Linked DNA regions of Homo sapiens: regions 2 and 3 are each linked to region 1. Evidence: chromatin loops called from intact Hi-C (ENCODE). Cell type or tissue: natural killer cell. All regions are shown on one strand. Region 1 has its middle 180 kb from the start of DMAC1. Region 2 overlaps KDM4C (lysine demethylase 4C). Region 3 has its middle 260 kb from the start of DMAC1.

Region 1 (4,000 bases):
GGATTTGTCTTCAAATGTCTTGCATGGTAAGTCCTCTGATAACATACCCATCTTTCCTACTAGATTATAAGTAGCTAAGTATGTGTGTATATATTCTTAGCTGGTCTTTTATTCTGAGTCATTTTTATGTATTGACTCAAATTAATTCTCACTAATTATTACCTATTTGTAATAAGTACTATGGCTATTTCATTTTACAGATGAAGAAACTGAGGCACAGAGTGATTAAGAAAGTTGCCCAAGATTTCACAGCCAGTAGGTGGCCAAGCCAAATTTCAAACCCAGCAGTTTGGCCCCAGATTTGAAGCTCTTCACCACTCATATACAATATTGCTTCCTGAGAGAAGCATTTTCCTACGTTTTCCTTATCTGTTTGTTTCTAGCATCTAGTACAAGTCCTGGAATGTAAGAACCTTAAATAAATGCTTGTCGAATGGGGGATGACTTGAAGGCAGAGTCTGTATGCAATATTCATCACGCGGGGTATAGATGCTCAGCTGACATGATCCTTGAGGTGTACTAAGTGAGACATCCTCTCACAGGCTGATCCTGGCATCGTCTCTTTTATTCCAATCTGGGCTCCTCTTTCTTAGCAGTCTAGTCCTTCCTGAGATTATCAATAAAGCAAAGGTGATAACAGCATTGCGATCCTATCTCTACCTTCTAATCTTTTCCTCACTCATACTAACTTATCTCTTCCAGTCCCTCTTTCTGTTTCAAAATGAAATGTGAAACCTCTATGTATTAAACAATGAAACAAGAAAAACCCACAATCAGCTCTCCATACTAAATTATACAGCAAAGGGGCTGATTTAGGAAAGTCTTCCTTGAGTAGGTTAGTTTAACTTTACTCTGATCCAATCTTCAGGAATGTCATTGGCTAAAGAAGTCATTTTAGTCATGGTGCAATCTTATTCCAGACCTAATCCCCACCCAGTGGGATAAGTCAGTTCCTTTTGCCTCATAACATTCTTACTTCATCAAACTAAAATATTTTCTATCCACTTTCGTATACTTATTTTGGAAAGCAATTGAAGCAGAATAGGCACATACCTTCTATATGTTCCTGAAACATGATTGAGTGCTAACAGTTTCAACATTGGGAAGGCAATGTTCCACTTCCTGGAGTGGATACTCAGATTGTCTAGAGGTCAAGCACTGTTTCCTAATCAGGAGACTGTTATGGAAGGAGGGTGGGGGGCATTAACTGAGCCTTGGGCTTCCTCACAGATCAACAGGTGAATCCTGAGCATCCCGTAGAGTCTGGTGTGAGGATACAGCAATGACTAAGACAAGCCTCTTGCTTCAAGGAGCTCATAGACTATCAGAGGAGACACACACTCTTTCTCAATATGTTACTGACTGTAATAGAGTCTACGCAACATGAAAAAACACACACAGGATTGGCTGCATAATTTGCAGGGTCCAGGGCAGAATGAACATATGGGTTTCCTTTTTCATAAATTGTTAAGAATTTTAAAATGTGTTAAATCAAATGCAGGGCCCTTGGGTTACACAAGCATGAAGCAAGCCCTGCATACATAGAAGAGGTAATGGGATCAGGGTATGGGACACTGAAAAGGCTTCAAAAGAAACTTAAAGTGAATGTGGTTCTTGTAGGATGACTAGGAGTTGGCACATGAAGAAGTGGGGAAGGACATTCTGAGCAAGAAAAGAGAGCCTACACAGTAAGAAAGCAGGGTATGTGAGAGCAGGTTGTCAGTCTATGAGGATGACAAAGTGTGTGGCCAGTGTGTAGTGTCTTAGACTGAAGGAGGCCAGGTGACATATCTACAGAAGGAAGTTGAGGTCAGGGTGTCAGAGGCTTAGTGAAATGAAACCACAAAAGAACAAGGCCAACCGTAGTTTAATGATAGTTTCACCACTTCCTGCCTGTGAGCTCATGGGTAAATGACAATATCCCTGAGCTTCAGCTTTTTTTATCTGAAAATTGGGGCATTCTAGTCTTGGCTCAGCCTTTAGCCCACAGCTAATGAAGCTGTGAGACCTTAAATAAGTCACTTTCCCTCTCTGAGCCTCACTTTCTTCAAATGTAAAATGAGAGACAAGGGCTAGATGAGTGGTTTCAAACTGGGCTCTGAGAAAGTGCCTTAGAGGATATGGAGGGGATGGGTGACGACAAGACGAAAGGCCAGCAGATTTCAGCCCTTCTTGCCATCACGCTTACACTAGAGCAACTTCATTTTTATCAGTGTTATATGGGTATGTGTGTGAATATATGTTTATATCAATACATGAACATATGTACATGTATATATGTATATATGATATGTATTACATATAATATATGCTATGTGTATTATAGTATGTATTTATGTGCATATACATGTTATGTTATATGACAAATATATGCTATATTGTAATGTGTATATTACAACACATAAGTACTATGTACATATTTATGCAGAAAAGTGTCTGAATTTTCACATCTGTAAAAATAAGGATATTAATAATCCCTAATTTGTAGGATACTATAAAGATTAAACATCTAAAATACATGTAATATACTTTAAAAAGTGCCAGGCACAGAGTAAGCATTGCTAATTCTTAGCTCTTACTTTTTTTGAGCCAGAAGTTAACCAAGAAGGCAGTCCCTACCTTCCCTAGGTATGGGGAAGACAGCAGTGAACAAAAGACACACACTTTGTGGGTGTGTGGGTGCTCAATGTATTTGCTGAATATATGAATGGACAGGGTCTTCGACTCCTTTGCACTAGTTTCTAGGCTAAGGTTTTTGATACAAAAATAAACAAAACAAACATGGGTACGGCCCTTGTGGGTATTACGCATATAAACTCACAAGTGAGGATCAACTGGAATTGTTGCTAAGTGCTTTACTAGAATTGCAGATTACATCTAGTTTGAAGAAATAGTTTCCACCCTGCTAACAGTTTAACCTGCTCCAGGAACGAATGTTCCTAGCTCCCCAACAAAGTTGTAAATTGTCACATTTTTCTAATATGCGGGGAGCTAGGCAGAGACTGTGGGAATGAGAGATGCCTCATTAGGTAGCAGGATCAACTTTGCTAAGTCTTTGGGCAACTGGAAATAAAAAGTAAGAATGCTTCATTTCTGTGTAAATCACTTTTCCCTAATAGGCTATACTGTCTATATTTATTCTATGGCCACTGTGGGAAGTGAAGGAGGAAAAAGAGATGGGTCCTGTCATCAAGGAACTTATCATTAATTGGAAAAGACAGGATCAAGACACATTGACAAAATAACGGCAAGGACCTCTCTCCACCCACTGCTGCCATTAGCAAAGATATTCCCAACGGAACAATGTGATTGGATTGGACTGGACTTGCTCTGGAAAGGTTTAAGAAACTTGAGTTTACAGCGGAGATGGGAGAAGAGATTCTGAGGTGTCTGAAAATGGGCATGGGACAATTGGTCAAATGGCAAGGCTTCTTTTGGGGGCAATGGCATAAACGGGTGCTAGAGTGAGGCAGGTGCTAGGGTGGGGGAAATGAGCAGAGATCACATCAGAAAGCTAGCAATTTGAGAGCAACTGAACAAATTTGCAAATGCAGCCATGGACACTTCCTGTTCCTCCGACTGCTGAGTATTTTCACAGCAACCAGCATTTGTGTCAACCCACGAGGCCTCACTGTGTAACTATATCCATTTGTCAATATCTATGCTGCAGCAATCATTTAAGCCTACAAGCGTAAGGAGAAGTAACACCAAGGCTCCCAAGGCAGCCGTAATTCACCCACTTTGCTCATATGTGTTCATTTGGCTTCTAAATGGATTGCTTATTTTATGGCATGTGCAGTATGTAAGAGTTTTCTTAGAATTAGTTTAAATTGTCCTTAATCAGAAATATGTCATGCAACAGTCTTTTTCTCCAGATGAGTATTTTACTCAGTAGCACATAGCCTGAGTCATTAAACCCAAAATTACAGAACCTGAAACAATTAACATTTTTCATTCCTACTGGTTCTATTTTGCCCTGCCTACATTTGGGGGAAGGGGA
Region 2 (4,000 bases), 850 kb after region 1:
ATTGGGCCTGTGACAGCTACTTCTTACAGGTTACAACTAACTCTAGGAGGCCACATTCACAACCTGTGTGGCCACAGACAGTGGCCCTGAGTGATGTGGATTAGGGACACACACAGCTTCATCTTGGCAGAACTTTCTTGCAGATGTTGCCCTCTCTGTCAAACTGAAAAACAGTCATTGTCAGCATTACAAGCATTGTATTTTATTATGATATTAGTTATTTAGTGTATATTTTGTTAAAATTGGAAGTTGAATAAAAATTGTTTGCCCTCCAAGGGGACAATGTGTGGGGATTTGCATTATAAGCTGATTACTCTTACTAGCTGGATGATCTTGGGGGTGTTACATAACCCTCGTCAGCCTCAGTTTGGTCATCTGTGGAAGAAATTACACCTAAATCAAAGGGGTGCTATGAAACAGGATGAAGCACAAAGGAGGCCCAGCCTCATTGGGAGCAGACTCTCAGCAAATCCTAACCGGCTTCATCTAGGAAATGAAGAACATACTGAGACCTTCAGCTCAGGTGAGTCAACCACTTTCCTATGGTATCTGAGTCATTGGCATGGATGAGTGGGCAGCACCCTGACTTCTCACTGACAAGGATCAGTCCAGCCCCAAATCACTGCCAGGAAAACAATCCAGGCACCCACCCTTCACCTCACCCGCTCCAGTAGCCTCCGACTCTACTCTTGTCAAATTCAGGCACATGGCTATTGTCCCCAGGAAGGAAGGCATAATGTGGTCTCCTCTCCATCCCCAGGGCTCCCAAAGCCTTTGTTAACAACTCTCTTAAGACCCTGGCCACATGACTCTTTCAGTTACCATCCCTTTAATGACAGGGTAAACTCTACGAATCAGTGCCAGAACTTGTCTTTTTATCCACAGAACCCAGCACGGTGTCTGTAACACTGTTCCTGACAGATGAACAGTGAATGAATGAATGGATGGATAAATGAGTGGGTAAGTGAATAGGCACAGACAAACTTTCAAAATGGAAGAGGAATGAATTCTATCTGCTCCTGTCCAGAAAAGGGCAAAGAGAAGCAAAGGGGCACTGTAGAGTGATATCCCTATTTATCCCTACAGGTTCTGTTTCTTTGGTTTCTCTTTCTTTGGCTAGGTGTGCATGTATGTGGGTAGCGGAAGGGAATAAAGAAGGTTTATGGTGAAACTCACAGGGTCTGGAAAGTAGAAGAGGCTAGCCAAGGGAAAAGGAAGGTGATGCAGGCTTTATAAGGAAGAGGCTGGCTCCAGATCACAACCATTTTCTTCCTGCTTAGGATATGAAATTTATGCAGATTGGCTGGTTAGAAAAATGGCCAGTATATAAATTAAATACACAACCTTCATCTAAATAAAAATTCTCAGAAACTTCAGGCATGACCATTTCATGAGGAGTATTAAGGGAAATGGATTCTTTCATAATGCTATTTTGATAGGATTTCTGATTTATTTTTGCAGGAAAAATGTATTGACAAGCATACCCCATAACTGATTACATATCCTCAAAAATATTTCCTGTCAGAAAAGTCTAAGAATCTATTGATGTTAAGAATGTCATTTCTGATCAGAGAAGACAGGCATCATGCGAGGGCATCCATCAGATTAAAGAAATGGCTATGGTGTTCTGAAGATTAGTGTGTAAGCTAAGGCTGTAAAACTTGAATTTTCTTTAATATGAACTAAGCAGAAATGAACCAACAGTGGCTTAAAAAAATATACACGTCATTTTAAAAAATGGTAGGGCCAGTTAGAGATGCTGGGGACATGGCCAAAATGTTAAGTAAAAAAACGTTACAGACATTCCATAAAAGCATAAATAATTCCTAGGAACGATAACACATCTAGTTTCCAGCATATGTCCATATTCATGAGGTAATTAAATTCTCCCAATAATTTTGTGAGGTAGTTTTTATTTTGACTAAATAGATGATGTAACATCTACTGATACTCTTGACAAAGTCAAGTGACTTTTCCAAGATCTCAGAACAGTTTAGAAGTAGTCTAGAGCAGTGCTCTCCCATGACAGGTGATATGGTTTGGCTCTGTGTCCCCACCCAAAGCTCATGTTGAATTGGAATCCCCAATATTGGAGGTGGGGCCTGGTGGGAGGTGACTGGATCACGGGGGTGGTTTCTAATGGTTTAGCACCATCTCCCTAGTGCTGTCTTGTGATAGAGTTCTCACAGGATCTGGCTGTTTAAGAGAGAGAGAGAGAGAGAGTGTGTGTGTGTGTGTGTGTGTGTGTGGCATCTCCCACTGCTATCTCTTCCTCCTGCTCAGACCATATAAGATGAGCTGCTTCCCCTTTGCCTTCTGCCATGATTGTAGGTTTTCTGAGGCCTCCCCATCCATGCTTCCTATACAGCCTGCAGAACCATAAGTCAATTAAACCTCTTCTCTTTATAAATTACCCAGTCTCAGGTAGTTCTTCATAGCAATGCGAAAATAGACTAACACAACATAGGTGCTCCAGACCATCAACCAAAAGAATAAACATGGAAAGAAAAGGAAATAAAACCAACCAGAAAATAAGCATGGGAAAAAATGAGTGAAGAAATAAAACCAACCAGGAAGTAAACATAGAAAAACATGAGCAAGGAAATAAAGCCAACCAGGAAGTAACACCAATAGAATTCAAGCAGTGGCCTAAAGAAATTACATTTCCTTTTTTTTTTTTAAGCCTTCCATTGATTGAATGGAAGGTATTGTTCTAGATACTTGTTGAGGCACTTCCCATTTAAGATTTACTTACTTTCCCCAATATATCCACAGGGTTGGATTAGTAACTTGGATTTGGAGCATGTCTGGTGATAAAAATGCAGAATGTATATGCTCTCACTTTTCATCTACGTACACATATGTAAACACACGTGTACACTGTGGTAAATTTCCAAACTGCCCAAAAATCTTCACTCCTCCCCGTTTCCACATCCTGTGCATACGACTTTGTAGATCCTCCTATCAAGGACTGAAGTTTATTTCCCACCCTTTGAATCTGGCCTAGACTGTGGCTTAGCTTGCACTGGCCAAAAGAATATAGCAGAAGTAATGGTACACAGATTCATAGTCCTTCGTTCAAGAGGGCTTGAACACTTCTGCTTTCTCTCTAAGAACCTCAGACTCTGGGGTGTGAACAAGCCCAAGTTACCCTGTTGGAGATGAGAGATCACACTGACCACAGGCCATAAACCTGTGAGAGAACCCAGCCAAGATCAGACAAGCTATTCTGCAGCTGACCACAGATGCATGAGGCAGCATAGCTTAGACCAGAAGAACCCCTCAGCCAAGCCTAGCCTAAATTGATAACCCACAGAATCATGAGCTAAATAGTTATCACTGGTTTAAACCGCTAAATCTTGTGATGATGTGTCACTCACACAGATATGTATGCCTAGAAAAAAGGAACACTGAGAAAATACATACTAAAATGTTAGTGATGTATAACTCTGGGTAATGGGATTTATTTAGTACTTCTTTATGTGTTTCTCTGTATTTTTCATGGATTATATATTTAATAATTTCTGAAATACTACATATAAAAAACTAAGAGTCCTTCCAATTTTTAAAAATTCCTTAAATATCAGCCAGCCCATGTATAGTCAGAACTATTCAACTGATATGCTGAAAACAAAAATGAAAAACAGCTGACCAAGTGAGTTAGGAAGAAAACACCATCTCCAACATTTATTCTTCAGTTCAGTAAATATGATGTAAGAAAGACTTGAGAGAACGAACACTTTGTAAAGTGAAATGATAAAAATTTGGTCATAAAATTTCATCTGACTTACCTACATCTCATATTTAAGGCAAATGTGATATAAGAAAAAAATTGCACTTTTACTGTTTTTAATAATCACCACTGATTCCAAAGACATGTTGTTTCAATCAAATAAATAATTTCATTCTCAGGTTTGGGGCTGTATTAAGAAAAAAACTAATCAGGTCTTTTTGGAATTCATTACTATTCCTGTCCTTCCCATCATACTAAGCCACCTCT
Region 3 (4,000 bases), 86 kb before region 1:
TTGCTTACAAATTGATTATGCTGTAAGTATATCCAGTTGAACAATAACTCTGAACTTCTAGTTCTGGACATTTGTCATGTCAAATCTCCTCAGCGTCAGTGAAAATTAGTGATCAATGCCATTTAAAAAGGAACAGATATTCATTATTAATAAACATGGCAAGGCTGAAATGAGGTAATTAAGTAGAAATAAATTAACTTTTACTTTATTCCAAGGGGAAAGCCTGTTAGGATTGATTGCTGAATTCATTTAATTAATGTTTTAATGCAATTCAGAAATAGCAGAAAGATTGAGGAGTGGCACATACTATATAAATTTCCAAAAAAGGAATGGGAATATTTTAAAATTTAAAAAAAATGCTTATTTGCCAAGCCTCACATTGCATACATTAATTGCTTAATTCTGGCAATGTGAAATTTAACTGGATTTCTTTCCTCTGGGGCCCCAAATCTATTTCTGCTATATAACCTGGCTGAAGGAAGAAATTAATATTTTGGCCTGGATCTAGTTGATGCCTCCTTTGGTTTATGAATATGTTCAGTTTTCCTGAAGCCCAGTGGGAAAGGTCTGACTAGTCCCTTGTCAATTTTGTATCACCACCAGCTCCTTCTAATTCATCACTGCATGGAAGCAACATTTCCCAGAATTTTCTTCCTTCCCTTTATTGTTCCAGGTTAGAGTTGGCCAATAGGAGGCACTTAAACAAGAGTTGGAAGACATTAGAAAAGGAGGTCAAATATTCTACATGCAAGTGTGTGGGAACACAGCAGATATCTAACAAATCCTTTAAAGCCACCCATTTTACTCATGTAGACGAGCTGGTTAGCTGGTGCAAATTTCCTAGAGATTCCTAAGGTTTGCAATGGCTTCTAGGTGAGCTATTGAGAATCTTTTGCTTCAAGGTTAAGTACCAGAGTGTACTTTGGTACTCCTTGACCTTAATTCCTTTGTGCTTTCCAATGATTGATAAGCTTAATTTCCTTAGTCAAAACCATTCAAACTTGGAATATGTAGAGTTGCTTCTATTTTCCTTACCAAACTCCCCTGACATAATATCACTGTTGGAATCATCATTGATTTATCAGAATGGATCCCTTGCCCTTGCAATTTTGATACATACCTTATCCACAGCTGGGCACTCTCTTGGATACAAAGCTAGAATTACAAATACTAGACTCTTTCTAAGTCTCTTGCCTTGGTCACTCTGAGCATGATATAACACCTCCTGTTGTGATTAACAATTACTACAAGATACCAGTCCACATGAATATATTTGCTGAAAATTGGAGTTTCTTCTTTTTGATAGGGAGAAAGCTGCAAGGAGCAGTTGTAAACTCAGGGGAGAATGAAGGCAAGGAAATACTAAGAAAGAAGCCTGAGGATATGGAAGATATATTTACCATGAAAGATTCTGGTGGTGGAGTGGAGGGTTAGGAAAAAGATAAGATAGGAGAGCAAGAGTGAACATGTGGGTCAGAGACAAAGAGCCTCTGAAAAGGAATGGGAGGGAGGAACTTCCAAATGGCAGACTGGAGGCTTCAGGTACTGGTGTCTTCCACAGAGAAGAACCAAAATGGTGAGTAGATAATCAAACATTGAACAGATCATCTAAAAGAGAGCACTAGAATTCAACAGAGAAGTGACAAGAAACACCTAAGGCAAGTAAGGAGGTGGGAGCAAGGCAGCCTGTTGGTCAGGATTTCCTCGGAGCCTGGCAGGCTCTCTAATGTGGGGAAAGGGCAAGTGAAAGACCTCTAGTGGTCCACATTTCCAACAAAAACTCCTGCAATCCTAACTACAAGAAAACCCCTCCACCTTCACAGGCCCTGAGACTAACACAGGGAGCTGCCTGGGCAATGACATTGCTCCTGAGAGGAAGCTCATGCTGGGTCTCATACACCACTACCCCTGTGAGTCTTAAGCAGCTACAGCACAACACCATTTTGAGAGTCCAGCACCCACCAGACTACATCTTGCCCTGGCAGCCAACAGTCCCTGCAATTCCACATCCGTAGAACTCAGTTTACATCCTCCATCCACAGCCACTGCTGCTGCTGGCTATGCTGCTAAGGCTGAAGCATGAGTCACTGGCAGCAAACCTGCCACCTCAGCGGTGAGGCCACCACACATTCACAAGCACCCCGAGGACAAGCTCGCCCACTTACAGCCTTTGCCACTGCTGGCTGCCAGCACCAGGGCTGATGTGCCAACCACTGGTAGCAACCCTGCTGCCCCCAGCATTGGGGCCACCACAAATTTATGAGTGCCCTAAACCAAAGCGATATTATAAGAAAAGAACTAAACAGAAATCTTGGCAGTGAAGAATTCACAAAATAAAATAAAATATATGCTTGAGAGCTTCAATAACAGACTAGCTCAAGAAGAAAAAAGAATCAGAACTTGCAGACGGATCTTTTGAAATAGCCCAGACAAAAAAAATAAAAAATAAAAATAAAAAAAGAATGAGCAAAGCCTTAATGACATATGGGACACTATAAAGTGACCAAATACTCAAAATTTTGGTGTCCCAAAAGGTGAAGGAAAAGTGAAAGTCTTAGAAAATCTATTTAACACAATAATAGATGAAAATTTTCCAAGTCTAGCAAGAGATTTAGACATCCAGATATAGGAGGCTCAAAGATCAACAAATACAACTCAAAAAGATTTTCTTCATGGCACATTATAGTTAAACTATCAAAAGTAAAAGAAAACAAGAAAATTCTAAAAACAGCAAGACAAAAGTATCAAGTCAGCTATAAAGGAAACTCCATCAGACTAACAGTGATTTCTCAGCAGAAACTTTATAGGCCAGGAGAGAATGAGATGACATATTCAAAATACTGAAAAAAAAACTACCACCCAAGAATGCAATATCCAGCAAAATTATTCTCCATAAATGAAGAAGAAATAAAATCTTTCCAGAAAAGGAAAAGTTGGGGACTAGCCCTACAAGAAATGCTTAAGGAAGTCCCACACCTGGAGGCAAAAGAACAATAACTATCATCATGAAAACACATGGAAATATAGAAACCAGTGGTAGAATAAACATACGAAGAAGAAAAAGAAAGCTTCAAATATTACCACTGTAGAATACCACTAAACCACAATGATAATGACAGAGAAAGAAAAAAACAAAGCATATAAAAAACAACTAGAAATCAATAAATAAAATGATGGGAATAAGCTCTCACATATCACTAATAAGCTTGAAAGCAAATGGATTAAACTGTCCACCTAAGATATATAGACTGGCTGATTGGATTAAAAAAACATGATCCAACTACATCCTGCTTATAAGAAACTTATCTTACATGTGGTGACACATATAGACTGAACATAAAGGGATGGAAAAATATATTCCATGTAAACAGAATAGCTATACTTAGATCAAATAAAACAGACTCTTAAAGTAACAAACAGCAAAAAAAAAAAAAAAAAAAGAAAGAAAGAAAGTGGCTATATAATGATAAAAGGATCAATTCAGCAAGAGGATATAACAATTCTAAACATATATGCTCCCAATACTGGAGCACCCAAATGAATAAAACAAATATTATTAGATCTAAAGGACTTCACAGACTCCAAAACAATAATAATTGGAAACTTCAACACTCCCCTCTCAGCATTAGACAGATCATCAAGTCAGAAAATTAATAAGGAAACATAGGATTTAAACTGCACATTAGATCAAATGGACCTAAAAGACTTTTACAGAACATTTCATCCAACAGGTACAGAATACACATTCTTCTAATCAGCACATAAAACATTCTCCAGGATTGACCATATGTTTAACACAAAACAACTCTCAAAAAGTAAAAAAAAAAACCAAAATCATTTCAAGTTATCTTCTCAGACCACAAAGGAATAAAACTAGAAACCAATACCAAAGGAGCTTTAGGAACTGTACAAATACATGAAATTAAATAACATGCTTCTGAATTAAGTTATTGAAGAAATTAAGATGGAAATCAAAAATACTTTAAAACAAATGTAATGG

Evidence for each region. Hi-C counts contacts between places; a loop is a spot of excess contacts. Peaks named below come from ENCODE experiments on the same cell type or tissue, not always from the same donor. Only the 100,000 strongest peaks of a DNase experiment are listed, where the experiment ranks them.
Region 2: a loop joins it to region 1, with 9 times the contacts of the local background. A loop is called at or near these places in 1 of 110 quality-filtered maps.
Region 3: it touches region 1 in a loop (4-fold over the local background); 1 of 110 quality-filtered maps calls a loop at or near these places.

The regions. Positions count from the first base shown.
Region 1 is chr9:7,974,392-7,978,391 of GRCh38, reverse strand. No RefSeq gene overlaps it. Among named protein-coding and RNA genes, the nearest start is that of DMAC1, 180 kb to the right of the region's middle. RefSeq lists an enhancer at 1,532-1,641. In natural killer cell, no CTCF peak of the experiment used is centred here; DNase peaks (open chromatin) are centred at 1,831 and 3,581; H3K27ac peaks cover 2,833 bases.
Region 2 is chr9:7,120,489-7,124,488 of GRCh38, reverse strand. The region is part of intron 18 of KDM4C (lysine demethylase 4C); the gene reads right to left. Among named protein-coding and RNA genes, the nearest start is that of KDM4C, 360 kb to the right of the region's middle. In natural killer cell, no CTCF peak of the experiment used is centred here; no DNase peak of the experiment used is centred here; H3K27ac peaks cover 469 bases.
Region 3 is chr9:8,060,804-8,064,803 of GRCh38, reverse strand. No RefSeq gene overlaps it. Among named protein-coding and RNA genes, the nearest start is that of DMAC1, 260 kb to the right of the region's middle. In natural killer cell, no CTCF peak of the experiment used is centred here; no DNase peak of the experiment used is centred here; H3K27me3 peaks cover 160 bases.